2 separate regions of the Homo sapiens genome follow, and region 2 is linked to region 1. The links are chromatin loops, found by intact Hi-C in ENCODE. Cell type or tissue: IMR-90. All regions are shown on one strand. Each heading gives the region's core, and the rest is flanking DNA. Links, peaks and the distances in the headings are about the cores only.

What was found. Hi-C counts contacts between places; a loop is a spot of excess contacts. Peaks named below come from ENCODE experiments on the same cell type or tissue, not always from the same donor. Only the 100,000 strongest peaks of a DNase experiment are listed, where the experiment ranks them.
Region 2: a loop joins it to region 1, with 3.0 times the contacts of the local background. A loop is called at or near these places in 21 of 110 quality-filtered maps.

The regions. Positions count from the first base shown.
Region 1 is chr9:69,417,081-69,428,408 of GRCh38, reverse strand. LOC124902177 (a long non-coding RNA gene) reads left to right here and starts at 5,894. Exons shown (of 2, transcript XR_007061568.1): 1 at 5,894-6,326. APBA1 (amyloid beta precursor protein binding family A member 1) reads left to right here. Exons shown (of 13, transcript NM_001163.4): 13 at 1-877. RefSeq lists a silencer at 5,642-5,936. In IMR-90, for the core only: a CTCF peak has its summit at 6,030 (motif pointing left); a DNase peak (open chromatin) is centred at 6,028.
Region 2 is chr9:70,105,232-70,116,559 of GRCh38, reverse strand. It overlaps MAMDC2 (MAM domain containing 2), which reads right to left. Exons shown (of 14, transcript NM_153267.5): 3 at 8,078-8,349; 4 at 6,756-6,840; 5 at 3,428-3,565. Among named protein-coding and RNA genes, the nearest start is that of MAMDC2-AS1, 65 kb to the left of the region's middle. In IMR-90, for the core only: CTCF peaks have their summits at 2,949 (motif pointing right) and 5,387 (motif pointing right); DNase peaks (open chromatin) are centred at 2,949, 5,419 and 5,859.

The DNA of each region.
Region 1 (11,328 bases), core at 1,079-9,078:
GAAGAAACCCCCAAAGACCAATGCCTGGAGCCCACTTCTCCAGCGACACCTTCCCTCGCCAGAGCAGGCTCCTAGGAGTGCATGGCAGGGGTGCCGGGTCCCTGTGCACGGGTTTGCTTTCTGAACATTGCCCATCAACACCGCCTTCAGGGAGTCCCAGAGTAACCTACTACCTCCCCCATCGCTCCTCTGCCCCCCTCACCCTGTGGGCACCAACACCTCCCGCACACAGATGAAAACCATCTACAGAGCCCTTCCCGGGTCCCTCGACCCAGTGGTGTAGCCGTTACCAATGTTTACAACCAGGGGCCGCCCCTCCTTAGATGTGTTTACTCGCATTCACAGGCCACCTGTTGGTTTGAGTTTCATGTGTCTCCTTCCCTGGCCTAGGTTGACTTGAGCACACAACTCGATCTTTCTTCCCCTCCATCAAGGCAGTGTGTGAGGACTGTGTGGGAATGACATTTCTTGTACATACTTAGCACAGCACCTAGAGTATGAACTTGTACTATTGTTCTGTAAAGAGGGTGAAATAGAGCTTATTGTAAAGTGTCGGGAGAAGTATAGTATTGTATTTGTAACAATATCGTTCTTTGTATACACAAAACTCAATGATCTATATATAAATATAAATAAATATATAAATAAAATATATCTACACGTGAGCCTGGAATGTGGACACCGCACACCCACTGAATGTACTTCCTTGACAGTCTGGTCACTGGTCCCTCCCTCCCTCCCTCCTCCGTCCCGTGGCCACAGTCATCCAGTTTGGGGTTGTGATGTATTTACTGTGCTATCTATCTTCCTTTATTTAACTGAACGCTAATGTCTGTATAAGAGTTGCTGCAACAATAAACAAGAACTTCACCTCTTGGCCTGGCCAAGTGTCTTCTTGTTGCAGGGAAGGCTTGGGATCATGTGATGAGTTTGTCTTTTCCCTAACAGACTGACTGACTAGCTCCTACCCACCCTATAGGCGCCCAGAGCCCAGGAGTTCTCTAAATGAGCTTTTATTCTGTGGAACTGACTTGGTTTTAGACAAGAAAGGCTCTGTTCTCCTGTCCCAGTTGATCCTCCAGTCCTGTGGGTCTCCTTTGAGCACACTGAACTGGAGAAAGAGAAATTCTCCGGATTTCTTACTTGACATCCTCCATGAGGGCAGGAAAACAGGAATTAATTCTCCCCCACCTCAGTCATCTCCCGTAAGGGAGGTACCTTTTTGTAAGGGACTAAGATCTAAGTGGACGGTGGAAAACAGCGCCCTGAGAGGCCCATCCAAAGGTTCTGTGAGAAGGTTCTGGAAGGTTTCCTCCTGGTGCTCTTTGGAAATTCACTTTTTGAAGGTTGCCAGGCATGCCCTCCCTGCTGCCGGGGGCATGCTGGGGGCCCTGGACTCCCCAACACAGAGTGTCCAGCCCTGTTCCAAAGCAGACTGCTTGTCAGCTTTTTCTTTGCATACACCCCTCCCCCATCTTCCCTGCAAAGCTTTTTGCAGCCCCGTCAGGTCTGTAGCTGCTGAAAGCCCTGAACATGGAGGCAGGGCCTTATCCTGAGGGTCCTGTGGCCTGGCCCCGAGGAGCCCCTTCTCCTCCATCCTCCTCACAGCAAGCAGAGTGTCCCACCACCGAGACGGCTGCCATTGAATCAAGTGGGAAGAAAGCACATTGAACTGGTGTCTGGGGAAGTCACAATTTGAAGAATGGCAGCTAGTCTTTATAGTAACTTCCATGTGCCAAGCATCCTACAGAGATGAACTTGGTAACTCCCCACAACACCTCTAAGAGGTAGAAGCTTTTCCTGTATTATCATTGTCTCCATTTTATACAGGAGGAAACGGGCACAGAGGGTTCAAGCACTTATGCTCAGCTTTCCAACAACTCCCACCTGCACCCACCTGGGACAGGCTTGTCATCGCACACGGATGAACTCAGCGTTAGACTTTTGGGTCTCTTTTGGTTCTTATAATGTTTTCCTTCCTGGTTTTCTTCCATTGATTTGCAAACCACATCTCTTATTCAAATCAGTCTGCCCTACTTCCCCATCCCCAGACTGGAATTGAGCACTGGCCTAGGAGAGCGGGACTTGCTCTCAGCTCCCTCCCTCCCTCCCTGTCTCCTTCTTTGAGTCCCTTTATGGGAAGGGGCATGGGTAGGAGGTGCACAGAGGTTCCCCTACATTAAGAGTTGCCCTTGGGAAGGTCACAGTCCTCGCCTTGCTGGTTCATTCTGCTGATCTGGTCCACTGACCAGGAGATCAATGAAGACAAACAATTGGCAGCAACCGGGCATTCAGGGTCCCTGAGCCCTGGGCCCCATCTTCCAGCTGACCCCTTAGCCACAGTCCTCTAAAGCAGCAGTCTCCACCTTTTTTGGCACCAGGGACCAGTTTCATGGAAGACAGTCTTTCCAGAGACCGGGTGCCACGGAGGGGGATGATTCAAGCACATTATATTTATTGTGCACTTTATTTCTCTGATTGTTATATAATGAAATAATTATACAATTCACCATAGAATTGTATAATTATACAGTTCACAATTCTATGGTGAACTGTATAATTCAGTGGGAGCCCTGAACTGGTTTTCCTGCAACTCAATGGTCCCTTCTAGGGCTGATGGGAGACAGTGACAGATCATCAGGCATTAGATTCTCATAAGGAGCCTGCAACCTAGATCCCTCGCATGCACAGTTCACGATAGGGTTCACACTCCTATGAGAATCTAATGCTGCCGCAGATCTGACAGGAGGCGGAGCTCAGGCGGTAATGTGAGCCAGCGACGGCGAGCGGCTGTAAATACACATGAAGCTTTGTTCACTTGTTGCTCGCCTCCTGCTGTGTGGCACAGTTCCTAACAGGCCACAGACTGGTACCAATCTGTGCACACCTCTAAAGTGCACACCTCTTCCACACAGGTTGTGTCCCCAGCCGCCTGCAGCCACCATCTCCCCAGCCAGCAAGCTCCTGAAGCATCCAGCAACCATCCTCCTCACCCTCAGAGGAAGGGAGGGGCACCCCTGGCTGTCTCTCCCCTGCCCATCCCAGAGCCATTGCTTCCTATTATCTCTCTCACCACCCACAGCACCACACCTTCTGCTGGTCCGGTCCCTCGGCCACATGTAGATAAGACGTTACCAGCACCCAGTTCAGTGTGTGGGGAGGCAAGTGGAGGGCACAGGCCCCCAGCCTTCACAGTGATGCTCTTGGGATTCGCCTCCCTTGACGAGGTCAATATTCCCTTGCCTCCCAGAGTGGAGTGGCGAGTAAGTAGCTCCTTTCCTGAATTCTGCACCCATCCCCCGCCAATGACAACACCCCTCTCACATCACCAGGATGACGGTGGGAAGACAGCTGGTGGGAGGGTCTAGTCTTTGAACTGGCACCTCTCAGCAAGCTCCCTGGAAGTCTGTCTGTCCCACAGGAGACCACAGTCCCCTGATGGATGGTATCTGCCTGTGTGGGTGTGGTCTGCCCCCACAGGCAAGGCTGCTCCTACCATAGACTATACCTTAGCTTCCCCCTCTTGGCTTTGATCTTAGATGAAATTGCAGAACTAGAGAAAAAAACCATTTAACCACCTTGATGCACATAGAACCACTTTATTTAGGTCTTTCTTCTATAATTTTTGCTTAAACTGTGATCCTCAGAGTTCCTTAAACCCTCTGAGCTTGTTTCCTCATCTGCAAACTAGTGTTTATCTCAGGGAGACCGTGTGAGGATAAGCTAACACATAGAAAGCTTTCAGAATGTGCATGGCGCATAGTGGTTGCTGAGGAAGTACTGGCCGTTCCTGGGGCCCAGCAGATCCAGGTCCTCATAAGCTTCCTGGAATTTCCAGACCCCCTGGGTACACCAACGGGAGCCACAACTCAAGAGGCTCCGCACGCACTTGCATGGCTTAGTGCAGGTCGCCCCCAAACACCCGAAGTCCTAAACTACTGATGTACTGAATTTCATCCAAAAGCAGATTTTAGCCCCTGGGAAAAACTTCTAGATGCCAATGCATACTTTTTTAAAAGTTAAAAAACATAACTCCCATAACAAAGATGGAATGAACACATATCAGAGATTTATTAATCATTAATGATGAAACAAGTAAGATGGTAAAGCTGGTCCAAAAAGTATTTGGAGGACCTAAGTATTTATAGACATTTTTAAAAGAATGTTAGAATAAAATTACTAGGTTTGAAGTAAAACCGGTTGCGACTGGGCATGGTGGCTCACACCTGTAATCCCAGAACTTTGGGAAGCCGAGGCGGGTGGATCATCTGAGGTCAGGAGATTGAAACCAGCCTGGCCAACGTGGTGAAACCCCACCTCTACCAAAAACACAAAAATTAGGCATAGTGGTGGGCATCTGTAATCCCAGCAACATGGGAGACTGAGGCATGAGAATCGCTTGAACCCAGGAAGCGGAGGTTGCAGTGAGCCGAGATTGCACCACTGCACTACAGCCTGGGTGACAGAGCGAGACTCCGTCTCAACAATAAAATAAAATAAAACAAAACTGGCTAATGTCCTTAAGGCAATACAATTATAACCTTTAGGGTTATCTTTCTACCAAATAGAAATCATTTGCATCTCTAGTTGTGGGCAGGAGGAGGGCAGTTGGTTGGTAATTAGTGCTCTGCAGAAAAAATAAAGCATGGACACTGCCCTCCAGCCTGGGCAACAGAGCGAGACCCTATCTCAAAATAAATAAAATAAAATAAAATATAAAAGCATGGAACAAGAATTGAAAGCAGGGGCCAGGTGTGATAGCTCACACCTGTGATCTCAGCACTTTGGGAGGCCAAGACAGGGGGATCATTTGAGCTCAGGAGTTCCAGACCAGTCTGGGCAACATAGCAAAACCCTGTCTCCACAAAAAAAAATAAAATTAACTGGACGTGGTGGTGCAAGTCTGGAGTCCCAGCTACTCAGGAAGCTGAATTGGGAGGATTGCTTAGGGCTTGGGAGGTCAAGGCTTCAGTGAGTTGAAATTGTGCCACTGCAATCCAGGCTGGGCAACAGACTAAGACCTTGTCTCAAAAAATAATAATAACAATAATTGAAATCAGGAGTTCAAACAGGTATTTGTACATCCCTATTTATGGTAGCATTATTCACAACAGCCAAAAGACAGAAGCAACCAAAGTGTCCATCGATGAGTGGGTCAACACAACATGGTACAGGCACACAGTGGGATATTATTCAGCCTTAAAAAGGAAGGAAATTCTGGCACATGCTAGCATAAGGGTTTATCGCTACTGGAAGGACATTATGCTGAGTGAAATAAGCCAGTCACAAGAAGATAAATACTGTATAATTCCACTTACATGAGATACCTGATGTAGTCAAATTCTTACAGACAGAAAGTAGAGGAGTGGAGGAAATGAAGAGTTATTGTTAAGTAGGTACAGAGCTCCAGTTTTGCCAGAAAAAGAGAGCCCTGCAGACTGATTGCACAGCAATGTGAATGTACGCTACACTACTGAACTATGCACTTAAAAATAGCTAAGATGGGAAATTTTATGTTATATGTATTTAACTATATTCTTATTTTAAAAATTAATGGTTAAAATAGTACTTTTTATGTTATGGTATATTTTACCACAGTTTTCTTTAATGTTTTTAACTAAAGCTTAGAATGAGTTTGGGGGTGGCTATTTTATGTAGGTTGGTTAGGAATGCCTCATGAAGAAGAAGTGAGGGAGGGCCCTGTGGATGCCTTAGGGATGCGTGTTCCAAGCTAAAGGGACAGCAAGGACAAAGGCCCTGAGGCCAGGCCTCTCTGGTAGGGCGTGGAGGCTAAGAAAGGAGAATTCAAGTGGCTGAAGATGCAGCCAGCAGGCAGAGGGTGGTGGTGGGAGATATAGGCGGTTACAGGAGCTTTGGTGCTACACACACACACACACACACACACACACTCACTCACATACACTTAATTGCTAATTGCTTCCACACTATCACACTCAACTCACACTCCACCTCCTCTGCGCCCTCCCCAGCAGACACCCGCTTCAGGAACCAAGTTGGTAAGAGCTAGTATTTGGCGCCCTCTGGTGGAATTACATGAGAAATGCCAAATCCAAATAACTGCCAAGATTCCCAGGCGATTGAGGGAAGGAGGAGCCTTGGCCACCCATCCCAGGCCCCTTGTTTTCCAGATAAGGAAACCAAAGACCCCAAGAGGGGTAGGACTTGCTGGAGACTACACAGCGAGCAGGCAGCTAGAACCTCACTCCCTAGCTCCCAGGCTAATGCTCCTTTGTATGATCCCAGCTGCTGACAGACAACAACGCGGACCTCATCTTCCTACTGGCCAGACCCAGGAGGCCCTGGAGGTAGGCTGAGCACACTGCTGTGACCCCAGTTCTCAGGCTAGCTCCAGAGTCTTTGTGACAGTGGCGCGGCAAGCAGCATAGATAACTGCTGCCTTCTAGTCCCTTCCTCCAGCTGGGGAGAAGCCATTCCTAGAAGGCTGAGGCTACCGCTGCGGGAAGTGGAAGGCGGAAGGCGGAAGGCGGGAAACAACCTCATTCCTACCCTGGACCCCCTTATCCAGGGTCTACTCCACATTCTGCTCCTATTGTCAGTCTCAGACATAGCACAACTGACCAGCTACTTACTACCTTAACCACCTCTTTCCCCTCCACTAATTGGAGTTTCTTATGGGCAGGAGCCAAATCTCCCTTGACTTTCTAGTCACCGTGGGTTATAATTAAAAGAGGAGTCACAGACCGGGTTCAAATTACAGCTTTCCTACCAATTGTCACTGTGTGATCTTGGCAAGCTACTCAACCACTCTGCTCCTCCAGTTCTTCACCTATGCGATGGGCACAGCTTGGCTCAGTTGTTCTAACCATTAGTGACTCTGTCCTTGAACATTTAGCATGTGCAGTAGACACAGTCATTGAGTACAAGGTACAGAACTAGTCCTGGAGGGGAAGGGTCCGGGAGCTTTTCTCAGAGCGAGTGAGATCTTTGCAGGGTTTGAATATACTACAGGAGTTTTCCAGGTCCCATGGTTGAAAAACAGCTTTCCATGCAGAGGCAAAGAAACCTGGAACAACAGGGTGAGGAGATCCCCACCTAGCACAGAAGCATCAAGCAAGCATGGTGGCGTTCCATCAAGTCAACTTAACTAGGCTAGAACTTTGTTTTCCAGACTTCCCTCCCTGTATGATTCCAAATGAGGACTGCAGGAGAGGTTTAGGTGAGATTTGGAGGGCAGATAGGAAGCGTCAGCCAAAATGCACTGTGGGTCCCGGCAACACCAGGGGCTGTCGCAGCTCATACACGTTGTCGATGGTCTGCTGGCTTGCACCAGCGGCTCAGAGAAGCAGCCGGTCGGCAGCTCCTCCAGATTCTCCCTCAGTATCTCTGAGACCTGGGCCAGGTGTGAGTGGGACTAACTCCTCCTGCAGGTCCCCACATCACTGCAGTGGGAGGCAGGTAGGACAGAACTCTGTCCTCATGGGTTCCAGTTCTACCTGCTCTCCCCCCATTCACTTGAGCTTTTCTTTATGATGGCAACCAGCTCTACCACACCCAGAGCCACAGCCTCCCACAGTGTAGCATGTCAGAGCTCCATTCATTCACCAGTATTATGAGTAACATCTTTGGCGATTCACATAGGAGTCAAACATTTATTTGTAGTCTGGTTTGGTGACACTATTCTTGGTAACAGAATTAGAAAAACTGATTGTGAGTTTGCAGGAAATACCAAGTCATACTGAAGTTATAGGTGGGTGGCATTTGCAATAAAGATTAGTGAGGCGGGGCATGGTGGCTCACACCTGTAAACTCAGAGCTTTGGGAGGCTGAGGCAACAGGATCATTTGAGCCTAGGAGTTGAAGACCAGTTAGGGCAACAGTGCAAGTCCTCCTTCTCTACAAAAACATAAAACATTAGCCAGACATGGTGTCACGTGCCTGTGGTCCCAGCTACTTGGGAGGCTGGGGCAGGAGGATTGCTTGAGCCCAGGAGTTTAAGGCTGCAGTGAGCTATGATTGCACCACTGCACTCCAGCCTGGGCAACAGAGTGAGTTTCTACCTGCACCCCCCCCAAAAAATGAGTGAATATATTATTATTATTTGTAAACTGTGTGTTACACATTCTTTATATCAGGTAAATAAGCACAGATGCACACTCATAGTTTCCCCCCCAGAGAGCTGGTTGTTAAACACTTACCAGCACACCTGCTGTGGCCAGCTTCTCAGCTACTTAAGCAATTTCTAAGCTTTCTTGTGGAGGGGTGGCCTAAAAATATTACTTTTATTACTAAATAAAATAAGCAATCATCTTTTTATGGTCCATTTGGGAGCACACAGGTCAAATGTCGACATTTTAGTTGTTTGCCACAGCATTAGAAAACAGGCTCTGAAGGTCTCCAGGACCTGCCTTGGCTAAGGGAGAAGAGACAGCATTCCAAGTGACACCTGAGGTCGCCTCCAGTGCAGTGGCCTCACAGGACACACAGTAGGCCTCTGCTCAGCTCCCATCTTACTGAAATCTCCAACCACAGCACAAACACAGTGAAATGTTTCCAGTGCAAAGTGATCTTTTGATCTTCTTCCCCTCACATGTTCACTAGAAATCCTCCAATATTCAATTTCTATTAGAAATGTGATTAAAATGGCCGAATAGGAACAGCTCCAGTCTACAGCTCCCAGCATGAGCAATGCAGAAGATGGGTGATTTCTGCATTTCCAACTGAGGTACCAGGTTCATCTCACTGGGGAGTGCCGGACAGTGGGTGCAGGACAGTGGGTGCAGCACACCTTGTGTGAGCCGAAGCAGGGCGAGGCATTGGGCTTAACAAATGGCACACCAGGAGATTATATCCCACACATGGCTCAGAGGGTCCTACGCCCATGGAGCCTCGCTCATTGCTAGCACAGCAGTCTGAGATCAAACTGCAAGGTGGCAGCAAGGCTGGGGGAGGGGTGCCCGCCATTGCCGAGGCTTGAGTAGGTAAACAAAGCTGCCAACAAGCTCGAACTGGGTGGAGCCCACCACAGCTCAAGGAGGCCTGCCTGCCTCTGTAGGCTCCACCTCTTGGGGCAGGGCATAGACAAACACAAGGCAGCAGTAACCTCTGCAGACTTAAATGTCCCTGTCTGACAGCTTTGAAGAGAGTAGTGGTTCTCCCAGCACACAGCTTGAGATCTGAGAATGGGCAGACTGCCTCCTAAAGTGGGTCCCTGACCCCCAAGTAGCCTAACCGGGAGGCACCCCCTAGTAGGGGCAGACTGACACCTCACACAGCCGGGTACTCCTCTGAGACAAAACTTCCAGAGGAACGATCAGGCAGCAGCATTTGCGGTTCACCAATACCCGCTGTTCTGCAGCCACTGCTGCTGATACTCAGGCAAACAAGGTCTGGAGTGGACCTCCAGCAAACTCCAACAGACCTGCAGCTGAGGGTCCTAACTGTCAGAAGGAAAACTAAACAAACAGAAAGGACATCCACACCAAAACCCCATCTGTACATCACCATCATCAAAGGCAAAGGTAGATAAAATCACAAAGATGGGGAAAAACCAGAGCAGAAAAACTGGAATAACTCTAAAAATCAGAGCACCTCTCCTCCTCCAAAGGAACGCAGCTCCTCACCAGCAACGGAACAAAGCTGGATGGAGAATGACTTTGACGAGCTGAGAGAAGAAGGCTTCAGACAATCAAACTACTCCAAGCTAAAGGAGGAAGTTCGAACGAATGGCAAAGAAGTTAAAAACCTTGAAAAAAAATTAGATGAATGGATAACTAGAATAACCAATGCAGAGAAGTCCTTAAAGGACCTTTGGAGCTGAAAACCATGGCAAGAGAACTACGTGATGAATGCACAAGCCTCAGTAGCCGATGTGATCAACTGGAAGAAAGGGTATCAGTGATGGAAGACAAAATGAATGAAATGAAGCATAAAGAGAAGTTTAGAGAAAAAAGAATAAAAAGATAGGAACAAAGCCTCCAAGAAATATGGGACTATGTGAAAAGACCAAATCTACATCTGATTGGTGTACCTGAAAGTGACCTGGAGAATGGAACCAAGTTGGAAAACACTCTGCAGGATATTATCCAGGAGAATTTCCCCAATCTAGCAAGGCAGACCAACATTCAAATTCAGGAAATACAGAGAACGCCACAAAGATACTCCTCGAGAAGAGAACTCCAAGACACATAATTGTCAGATTCACCAAAGTTGAAATGAAGGAAAAAACGTTAAGGGCAGCCAGAGAGAAAGGTCAGGTTACCCACAAAGGGAAGCCCATCAGACTAACAGCGGATCTCTTGGCAGAAACTCTACAAGCCAGAAGAGAGTGGGGCCAATATTCAACATTCTTAAAGAAAAGAATTTTCAAGCCAGAATTTCATATCCAGCCAAACTAAACTTCATAAGTGAAGGAGAAATAAAGTACATTACAGACAAGCAAATGCTGAGAGATTTTTGTCACCACCAGACCTGCTGTAAAACAGCTCCTGAAGGAAGCACTAAACATGGAAAGGAATAACCAGTAACAGCCACTGCAAAAACATGCCAAATTGTAAAGACCATCGAGGCTAGGAAAAAACTGCATCAACTAACGAGCAAAATAACCAGCTAACATCATAATGACAGGATCAAATTCACACATAACAATACTAACCTTAAATGTAAATGGGCTAAATGCTCCAATTAAAAGGCACAGACTGGCAAATTGGATAAAGAGTCAAGACCCATCCATGTGCTGTATTCAGGAAACCAATCTCATGTGCAGAGACACACATAGGCTCAAAATAAAGGGATGGAGGAAGATCTACCAAGCAAACGGAAAACAAAAAAAGGCAGGGGTTTCAATCCTAGTATCGGATAAAACAGACTTTAAACCAACAAAGATCAAAAGAGACAAAGAAGGCCATTACATAATGGTAAAGGGATCAATTCAACAAGAAGAACTAACACTCCTAAATATACATGCACCCAATACAGGAGCACCCAGATTCATAAAGCAAGTCCTTAGTGACCTACAAAGAGACTTAGACTCACACACAATAATAATGGGAGATTTTAACACCCCATTGTCAACATTACACAGATCAATGAGACAGAAAGTTAACAAGGATATCCAGGAATTGAACTCAGCTCTGCACAAAGCGGACCTAACAGACATCTACAGAACTCTCCACCCCAAATCAACAGAATATACATTCTTTTCAGCACCACCCCACACCTATTCCAAAATTGACCACATAGTTGGAAGTAAAGCACTCCTCAGCAAATGTAAAAGAACAGAAATTATAACAAACTGTCTCTCAGACCACAGTGCAATCAAACTAGAACTCAGGATTAAGAAACTCACTC
Region 2 (11,328 bases), core at 1,963-9,962, 690 kb before region 1:
AACGCATCTTAGAGATCATTGAATTCAAATTGCTCATTTGCAGATGCATCAATGGAGACACTAAGAAATTAAGGGTTTAGTCAAGGTAATAAAGTACTCTGATAACTGGGCCTGGAGCACAAGTATTTGGACTCCTAGCCTGGGGCTCTTTCTCTATCCCTAGGGACACAAATATAGTCAGAATATTCTATGATTCAGATGGGCATGAGGAAGGACTAGGAGAATTACACTCTTCAAAGGATGAATTGCACTCAGGTAACACAAGCAAATGGATGATTTGACACTAGTCCACTGCTCTGTTGCCTCTTCCAAGAAATATATGTTCTCCCCAGCCAGCTACCTCTTGCCATCGAGGATGAAAAATGAAACACTGAATAATCACTGAATCATAACATTGGTTACCCACAGGGTTTGACTTTGGAACGAATTTTTAAATGATTTGGGAAAAGTTCTTTAACACTTCCCCATTGTTAAATTTGCCTCTCTGTGCAACTGTGATAATGACACAAGAAATAATCGTCATTTTGATGCATCAGCCTTTCAAGATCCTTTCTGTTCCTTGTATTAGATTCTTAAGATATGACAGAAAAACAATCGCAAAACTAGCCTATTGTCACACATGAAGAAAAAGTCATCTGGCTTTTCTTTCCTGAAACCCCAAGAGATTGTTAGTTGCTTTACTCATTTACATAAAGCTCTCCAGAGTTAGTGACATTTTATTATTTTGAGTTAACCCAACTGTCTTTTAAAATACTCATGCAGATTCATGGATTACTTTGCCATGACTGGTTATCATTCACTCTACACAGAGCACTTATTTATAGTGTGGTTCCTACAAAGGGCCCCAAATGAGGACGGGCCACTTATTTATAAGGTAAAAATATGGGCTATCCGTAGAAAAACTCCAATCCTTTGTCACTGTCAAAAGTGCTAAACAGCACTTTGGGAGGCCGAGGCAGGCGGATCACCTAAGGTCAGGAGTTCGAGACCAGCCTGGCCAACATGGGGAAACCCCATCTTTACTAAAAATACAAAAATTAGCTGGACAAAGTGGTGGGTGTCTGTAATCCCAGCTACTTGGGAGGCTGAGGCAGGGAGAATTGCTTGAACCTGGGAGGTGGAGGTTGCACTGAGCTGAGATTGCACCACTGCACTCCAGCCTGTGCAACAGAGCAAGACTCTGTCTCAAAAAAGAAAAAAAAAAGGGCTGAAACTTGCTTTGCTTTTAAAGGTAGGAAGTACATAAACATGCTTTTTTTTTTGTCTTATCTCAATTTCTTATGTAAGTGACCCCAGATGCATCTGAAGAAACAGTTTCTGGGGGATTCTTCTGTACTCTTGCTCCACCTTTTTACTCTCCATCTATTGAAATAATCTCTGTCATGTTAATCCATCTAAATACACTGCTGTGATGGTGTCTCTCCCCTGCCCAAACACCTGTGTGGCCTCCCATTGTCAATGAAATAAAGTTAAAATCTCTTTCCTGGCATTCCAGGCATTTTAGAATTTGCCCCTGCACTGCTTTCTCAGCCACATCTCTCCCACCATCCACCCCTTGTAGCACAACCACTGTATCATTGCTCTTAGCTTTTTCTCATCTTTGTCAAAATCATACCCATCCCCGAAATACAGTTTACTTCTTTTATCATGTCTTCTAGGACATCCAAGCAGTGAGGGACCTCTTTTGTCTCTGAATTCCCAACACCTTTCTTTTTTGATGGAGGAAGGAGACCACTCTTATTGCACTTGACACATACCACCCTTTGTTAACATCCATTTGTGGTAGAAATCCCTTTTCCTTTCTTGAAAGCGTCTTCCTTGAAGCTGGGAAGGGGCCATAGAGGATCTGTCATTTTAACTGTCATTTACCCCATCATATCTAATGCTGGGTCAAATTAATGAAAATGCTAGATTTAAAGTTGCGTTTGTTTTAAACAGGCAACTCCATGAGACTCCAGTCTTTTTATTTGTGGTTACTTATAAAGAGCTTATTCTAAGAAGCCTGAATGTATTGTAAAAGAAACTTGTCAAATGAAGGTTGCAAAATAGAAGTTGGCCAACAGGGCCTGACCGGCAAGTGTGTTTTATTGGCCCACACTGTGATTTTAGAAAATATTCACCAACTTTTAAAAATTTGGGAAATTTCACACACACAAAAAAATCCCCTGCCTTCCTAATGATCTTGAAACATCAAAAGATCTGGCAACCCGGGCTTACATTCTCACACAGCAGCAACTCATTGGAGCCAAGTAACCTTTGCACAGGGTCTCTGCCATCTAGTTTGCCGCAGTCCTCACCCAGCCCACATGTCATTTGCTTATACTGTCTGCCTGGCTGTTACAGGGAATTGAACCTGAGACTCTGGATATAAAGGAGAAGTTAGAATAGGAGCAAAGAGAACAGTAAGGTTAGGATGAAGACTGTCCAGAGTCAAGATAAGCTGAAGGATGAGCACTTTTGAAAAAAAGAGTTGGAGACATGGTTAAATATATTCAGATGAAGAGAAGCAATACTGAATGAAGAAAAATGGTAAGAACCATAAAAGGTCATTATGTCTTCAGGCATGGGGACACACTGTCACCATCAACAAATTATTAGGATGAGTATATTACCTCAATATCTATGCGTAAAGGATCAAAAGAGAAAAAGTTAACTGTTTGCAACAGAATAAAAATTCCTGTTCTTGTTCTTGTTGAAAGGCCAGCTGCCAGAAGCTTCTCACTCCGTGGAGACCTTGGAGTCGAGGATGAAATGTCTTACAACTGTGGGGAGACCTTGGCTTTTCCAAAGCCTACCAGGGTCCAGGTGAGAGCAGTGGTAACCCACAAGTAAGTAAGCCCTTGCCCTTGTCTCTCTTCTGTGGAGGACTTCTCCTCAAAGCTGACTTCTCGCTGGTAACACAACCTCACCTCCCATTTTCCTTGCAGAGAAGCAGCCTTCTTGGCCACTAGGGGGGCCTGTTGCACACCACATTCAGAGCTAATCATCAGTATTGGCTCACCTCACTGTCACTTGGGAAGTTCTTAGGACCCATTCCCATCCTTTGATCTATCTTCAGTGAAAAGTAACCTAGGATTTTTCCAGCCTTGTCTTTAGAAATGAGAAATATTAAACAACAAATATACAAGAAAGTAAAGCATAATATGGAAATATGAAAATGCAAGACTAGGCCACAGGTGAAGGAGAACTTTTAATGGAATGGCCTTCCCCTTAGCTACAGAGCTCACAGCTGCAGTTTGTCTCTACCTCACTGTAGATCCTTCCCTACTCTTCTGTCACACCTCCTGGTTCCTACTTAGTTCCTACTCACCCTCCTCCCTCCTCTCTTCCCTGTTGACAGAAGCCACAGCTAGGTCAGTGCAGGAAGTGGGAGGAGACAGCAGAAAAATTTATCCTGGGAAAAGGACTCTATTTGATCCCAGCTCACCCAGTTCACTCTTGAAGGTGTGATCCTGTGGGAGAATGGAGTGGACATTCCGAATACTTCCTCCTCCAACAAACCAGTTCACATTGGGATTCCAGCGGTTCACAAAGCCACAGAGATGATTTTCTTCAAAGTCACATTCTGGGGAAGGGAAACAAAAACACTTCATGGAGACACAGTCACACCTGGGTACACGCATCCTACTACAGAGTTTGCTCTTAGATATTCAGAAGTTTCTCTCTTCCTTTGCCCACTGCAACCTTTCTACCAGGACCCCTGCACAATTTTGGCCAAGAAGAGAGACAGATCCTGTAATGAATCAAGATTCTAATTCATCATTGGCCCTTTGGATTATGGCCCTTCCACTTATTAGCCATGTCACTTGGAGCATGACTTACCACTTTTTGTAGCCTCTGTGTCTCCATATGTGAAATGGGGACAATGTTCCCACTTCACAGAGCTATTGTAAGTGTGGAGAGCTCCCAGCATAGTGCCAGGCATGTGGTCAGTGCTTGGTACAAGTCAGCTATTTTTATCAGTCACCTCTGTCTCAAAGAGCTGTTCAGGGTTATGCTCGTAGCTCTAGAAAATTTTTTCCACAACCCTTTCTTGAATCTACTGGCCCAGTCCTCCATTCCTTTCTCTTCTCATGATGAACAAGTTGCCCAGAGCTGAGGGACATGTGTCTGAGATGCTAAAATTCCCTGTTTTTCTTATAAATCAGAACCCAGGTAAAATAGGTGGGGCAGATATATCCTAGGTTCTGGTCCCTTTTGCAGCTACTGAGTAGAGAAGAGAGAGAAGATAATCAGATCCCCCTCTTCTACCCTTAGTGTCATTGGCATGTTTGCATGGATATATTGGTCTCCATCAACAATTGTTCCTTAAAAGGGAGCAAGAAACCCACAAGCTAATGCCTCCATTGACCCTTATAATCACACAGTTAAACTAGGAAGTATAATTGTGCTGGCCACTGGCCCCCTGCGGATCCACGTTGCTCTTCTCCACCTGATAGGTCCTGCAGAGGTTGACCTATCCGGACTGTATCAATGGGCTACCCTGCCTTCCATCTCCCTGTTGGATTCGACCAATGGAGGGTGGAAGGAGAATGAAATCAGGGGTTTACTTGCCCAGCAGTCTCCCAGCCAGGTCGCCATGAGTTGGCAAGTCTTGTCAAGCAGCCCTTGTTTGACAAATAGCTATTGTTTACAGGTACTGGAAACTCCTCCTCCCTTGTCCTTTCAGACCAAAAGAAGATAACAGCTCCTGAATCATCACTGTTACTAGTCCTGGGTCACAGAGCTATTCCTTGCTGGCTTCCTTTACCACTCACACCTTTGTGGTCTCTTCAGTGAGCTTCCCTCAAATTACTCAGGTTGACTGTACCCTCTGTTTCCTCCTTCCTGCCAGGATCTTGACTGGTGTAGTCAGCAATGTGTTTTTACATTAGCAAGCACTGAACATTTCTAAGATTTTCATTTTCAATGTTTCCACCACAGTGTCTGCTAGCCAATGCCCTAACATTCAGTGCCAAATGCTGCCTAAGAGTAAAATAAAAAGCAAAATATTCCTCAATATGCCAGGCTCCATTCTGAGCACTTTACATAAATTAACTTATTCAATCTTCAAAGCAGCCCCATGACATAGGCACTGTTACTAACCTCATTTTACAGATGAGCAATGGAGAGAGGCAGATAAAGTACCCAGAAAGAAAGAAGTCAGAGTGTGATCATAGAGTTTAACAAGATAAAAGTGTTGGCATCCTTTTGTTTTAAACAAATCAGAAGTCACCACATCATTTGAAGAAAGGCAATTAACATGTTTTGGATGTCCAGCACTGTATATACCAATTATTTTCATAACCAGGATATTCCTCCTCCTAAGAATCCTAGGAGGGAAGCTTTTTATTCCCATTTTACGGATGCCAAGAGGCTGAGGCTCAGTAAGCTGACTGAGCCAGCAGGTGGCGCTCCACCAGAGGTGTCTGACTTCCCTGTCGTTCACAAGCTGTGCAGATGCCAGGTGGAAGCCCAGCGGGAGGCTCAAGGAAAAGAGCCTGAGCCTCACTGTATCTTCAGAAAATGGTCTGTTTTCTTTCACTTGCCCTAGAGATATCATTGAGGTCAAAACAGACAAGTGAAACGTAAGGGAATTAGCAAAGGCTTTTTTGTTGTTGTTGTCGTTCAGAATATTCTTTGACTCTCCTTTCTCTTCCCCGTCACATTCATTTAGCCTTCAAGAGTTGTCAGTGCTGAAAAATCTCTCAATTCTACTGCCTTTTTCCAATTCCACTGCTAATTCAGTATTACCCTCATTATGCCCCCTCTGTAATGTCACAGCTGCTTCCTAGGGGTTTTCCCACCTGCTATGCATTTTCTTTGTACCCAACTCATTTTCCACGTGGCAGCTGGAGTCATCTGAAAGTGCAGCTGCACACTTCTCCCCTGCTGGCTGACCCACATGATTCAGCAGGTCCAAGCTCCACATCCTGCATCCACACTCTTCCATCACAAACTCCCTTAGCAGTCCTGGTCTCACTTCAAACACCCTACTCAGCCTCTTGCCTTTGCCTGAACCTGCCCTGTTTCTTTCTCCCCACAGGGGTCTGGCCATGGAGAACCCTTGCCTTCCTACCCTGCACCTCCACTTAACTAAATTCTTCTCCTTCTTGAAACTCCTGCTCCAGTGCACTGTCCCTATTCAGTCCTCTCCAATTTCCTCTCCTCCTCCCTGCGCCTCTCCACTGCACAGCTTGTCCTTCCTCAGCAGTATTTGCCATATGCAGAACTAGCTTCAATGTAGACAAATAGGAACTGAACCACCATAGGACAGGGTTTATCCTTTCTTTATGCCCTCTTGGAAGCTGGCAGATAAGAGACAGCCAACCAACTCTGCTCAAGTGAAATCTAAGTGACAACTGTGATTATTAAGAGGAGAGCCGTGGTGTGCCAAGAGAGAAATAAGGGAAAGGAGGTAATACAATGTCTGCTTTTCTGGCACATGCTACAAAAAGCTGAGTTTCCAGCAATTTGTAAATTATTTTAATCAGAATGTGTTGAGGTTAAGGTGGCAGCTCTGAAGTTACAGTTCCTGCATCTATATTTCTTTCATTAATCCAGACTGTACAGGCAGATTCTAATGAGCCTTCCCACACTAAAGACAAAAAACATACAGTATTCAAATGAATCTAGCAAAGAATTTAAACCAGTATGCATTATGCAGTGCATTCTATAAAATAGTTGGTCTTTAGGATTGATTCAGTTCCCTCTGGCAACAGTAACTTTTAGAAAAAGATTCACAATTTGATTTAATGAAAATGAAGCCCACTTACCAATACAGTAGCCGGTTGTCATCTTGATTTCAAATAGTGCGATGCTGGCTGTGTTTCCCTGTCCTAGTACACCTTCTATTAAAATCTGCACAACATATGGGGAAGAAGGGGAGTTAGACTTCAAAACATCATGTTTCCTTGGTTCAGTATTTCAGCTATTAGTCTGGAGCTGTTCAGCCACTTAAGGCAAAACAGGATTGTTAGTCTCAGCTAATTGCTATTGGATACCAATTTCACTACGGACTTTACTAGAAGAATGTGTGTGTATATATGTGTGTGCATGCGCATGTGCACATAAACTCATACATCAAAACTTCAAGGTAAATAAGGCATCTGATAGAAGCTCAGAGTCAGCTGTCTTTTCTTCTCTTGCTATCCCAACCACCACCACCTTCAGTGCTTGTGGTAGCACTTGTGGTCCTGTTTCTGAAAGTAATCACTTTTTCTCCTGTGGTTTTAGCCCTATATTCTGCAACTATGCTGGCAGATTTAGGAGGTGATAACTGCTGGGAAGAAGTTGTTAAAGAGAGAACTCAGAGCCCCCATGCTCCATCCTCAACCACTGGCTGACAGGGAAGGACTCCAAGCAGACAGTGGGTATTGGAGAGTAAAGCATTTCAAGCCTTTCAAAGAAGTGGGATGGGATAGGAAATTGAAAGACGGATTAGGAATGGGGAATATTTTCATGATGGCTCCATTGTGTCCCCGATGAAATATTTTCAATAAACATCACACTTCATGGCCAGGTGTGTCTGGATCCCATCCTCCTTCCTTATCCAGTCCACACCCAGCTTCACCTTACATTCGCTACCTTCCTTTTCCAGGACTCCCAAAGGAACAACTTCCCTCTTTGAAAAGGAAATGGAACATGTCCTTTAAGTATCTTTTCTCTTTTAAAGTATTTTCACTTTCCTTTTATTATAATCTTTTGTTCAAAATTTGTAGCAAAGAAATGATTAAGAAGATAAACAAACACATAGCACACACAATTTAGAAGGATGAAATAAAATTATAGAAATGAGAATACTCCCTAAAGCCATAGAAAATCTATTTTCATTGAAGAGGTTGATTTAAGCCCCATTTAGATTTTTACAGAAGGCTCATTTAAATAGATGGGAAAGAAATCTGGGAAGAAGCTCTTTTAAGGAATAAACAAAATGTTAATTTCCATTGCTAATATTCTTCTATGGTATGTATCTTATGAAACATCACGTCATAATCCAGGAGATAACTAACCTCCATGTCAGAAGTTTTCATAAGATTTTAGAATAGTATAAAGCAAAGATAATAGGCCTTATATCTTTCTCCTAAACTCCACCTACCTTGAATTTCTTGGAACTGTTTTGCAAATCCAAGCTGGCTATGAGCCAGCTGTCTGAAGGTTCCTTAGCTGACCAAAGCAAGCGATCAAAGCTTTCATCTTCAAATCTCATGTAGAGGTTCAGCTGGCTGGGATCTGACAGAGACTCCGAAGATGTGGTTATCTGGTAGACCAAACGGAGGCAGCTCCATTCCTCAGCCTGTAAGTCAGGACTTAGCAGCACAGCTTTCTCCCCCTGCTTGCCAAAGGAGGTATCCACATAAATGTAATGGCCTGGAAAGAGAAAGGAACATAGGAAAAGGATCAATTTTTGTTTGCAACCTGGAAAAATACGTAACTGCAGTTAAGTAAATCTCTGGGCAGATAAACCTGCAGATATATTTTGTCAACCCACTGAAAGTTGCCTGAACACTGGATCACTGGCCTCTTTTGAAAAAATTACAAAGCACTGAGACCATGTTACCAGATGATGACAACAGGCTGGAGCTGAGTGGTGCTGCCTCTTCAGAGGGTGGCATGTGGTCTCCACTTTGCCATAATTGCCATCAGTCCCTCTTCACTCCTCACACTGAGTGTCTCTGCTTTTTATTCTTTTACACCAGGCCCATTTAGCACATTGCATTCATCTCCCTGGTCCCCATAGGCATATGTTTCTGCAGGCTGAGGGACATCAGAATCAGAAGAGCGGCATGACTGAAGTCAGAATAACTGGGTGGACTCAACCTTCTCCTTACATAGCTCTCCCCATTACCTAATGTTTCAATCTGCATTTAACTTGCATCATTATGTAGACTGAATTGATTTGGTTACCTAAGCCTGGATCTTGGGACCTAGGCAGAAAAAGTACATTGTAAGCTATTTTTTATTAAATTAGGAATAAGACTTCCTTCCCTTGACTCTTCCATGACCAAATTTCATAGTTCTGAGAAATAAATGAGGAAACACTTGCAAAACATGTAGCACAGGGCTGGGAAAGCACTGGACACTCTGGGACTAGCAATTGTCCTTCCTTCTCCTCTATCCTCACTTCTCCTTTCGGATTCCCTGTTTCCTCCTTTCTCCTTTTCCTCCTCTCTTCTGTCTTCTTATTCCCCTTTCCCCGTCCTTCTCCTCCTCCTTTCCTTTTCCTCTGTTCATTCTCCTTCCCTTCTCCCTCTACCCTCCTAATATCGACAAGTGCTTTCTGCTGGCTGTACAAGATATGAAAAGCATTTCTATAAAAGTTGGTGGGGCATTGAAGCCAAGAACCTTAACTCGAGCCTTCCAAACCCACCTCTGGCCATCTGGTTTCCTATGTCAATGATCCAATTGCCTGTGGGTCTTTGGGGACCTCCTGGGCCTTTCTGGCCTGCAGATTCTCATGCTTTCTCGGAGGGCCCCACATTCATGGCTGTCATTTAACCTGCTGTCTTTCGTCCTGTGGCTTCCACCACCCTGTGTCTGCACTTCGGTCTCCCTAACCCTAAACTCTTACGAGAAAGGATCTGAAAAGCCTCTTTGTTTTGCTTGATGTTCTTCAGCCTGTCCTCCCACGCTTGTTGTCTCAAATGCCCATCCCAGCCTGGATCCTTATATCCGTGGCGAGTACCGACAGGCTAACTGGAGCTCAGATGACGGCCATCCTCACATGAGGGACACAGTTAGGGCATTGTCTTCAGGGATCCTTTCTTGCCGACTGAAGGATTTCAAGATCAAGATCTAACTCTTCCTGGCAATCTTCTTAACATAGCAACCGCCCACTGGGTGCAGATAGCAATTGCTTCTAGATGCCAACCCAGGCACCCTTGTGGAGAAATCTGGCCCTTGCAGCAATTGCTGACACCATCATACCTCCCACGTACAGGCGACACTCACTGCAACTCAGGCCCAAGTGCTGTTCTAAGTGCTTCACGTGCATTTCCAAGGTGAAGGCCTTGTTGGGTTTGACTATTCTAAGCTGGGGCTCTTGAGGCCAACCCTTTTTGGATAAAAAGTGCTGCTTCTTGTGGCATGAGGAATGTATTAGCACCATCCTCTTTCCCCACTCTTTGCTACTGCCCCAAAAGAAGGGACTTCAAGCAGGCTGGATTGGGGGAGATCACGTGAGTACCTCAAACCTTTTCCGAAGAAGTAGAGAGTTGGACATGGAGTATAAAAGAGGAAAGAAACAAATAAAGACCTTGCTATGTCCTATCAACATTCATATCAAATACCAACTTTGCTGCCATGGGAGGCTCAATTTTCCCTGGGTACTTCCCCAGCCTCCCCTTTTCTCTCCCTCCCCTTTTCCTTTCCCCACTCCAGAAAGGGACAACTCAAAGCAATGCTCTTAAAGTTGAGCCCAGAGTCACCTGGATATCTTGTTCAAATACACATCCCCAGGCCCACCCCTTGAGTTTCCAATCCAGTAGAGCTGGGGTGATGCTGCATTTCTAACAGATTGCATTTCTTGGATGTTCCAGGTGATACTGTTGCTACTGGTCTTTGAGAACTGCTGACTTACAATGTATGGACAGGTAAATAGGGTTCATTCTCCAGCCACCTCTCATCTACCAAAGAAAGTGCAGGCTCCTGTAGCATGTAAAGGAGGTAGGCAACGGTTCTGCTGGAAGGTACAACTCGAATTTAAGTGAATGTGTGTTAAAGCAGGTGCACAGAGTCCATCTGCTGGTGATTATCTTGGCTTTTCAGTGAGTGCCATAAAAAAATTCTCTTGACATTCTCTCTCACCTGATCAGATTTTACTATAAGCTTATGCTAATGTTCTCTTGTCAAGAACCTTTGAGAGCACACACTATATAAAATGTACTATTTAAAATACCTAGATTTTATTCTGTGTGATGAAAGTCGGTGCTATTCATTGAGTGATTTTGACATCTTAGCCATAAATGTGGGTTATTTTAAAATATTGGAATTTTGCATTTAAATTAAAGATCTCATATTTGTTTTTAGGTCACGCCATGTGAACGTGCCTCTTAGCAGCATTACAGTCCATGCAAAGATGTATCTACCCAGCTGATTGGATGCAATCCACTCAGCAGAATGATGCATTTTCCTAGACCTAATCATTAGCCCAAGCACCGCCCACCTCCACTATCACTGCCAACTTCAAGACTAATTTTCTAAATTAATCACTACGTTTTCCAGGCCTGCTCTGGATACAGCCTTAGAATCCTTCTAAACATAGTGCTGCATGTAACCACTACCAATCAATCTGAGTTGGCACTTGAGTTGAAACTACTTGTTATCTCTGCTTGTGGCTTCAGTGTAGGG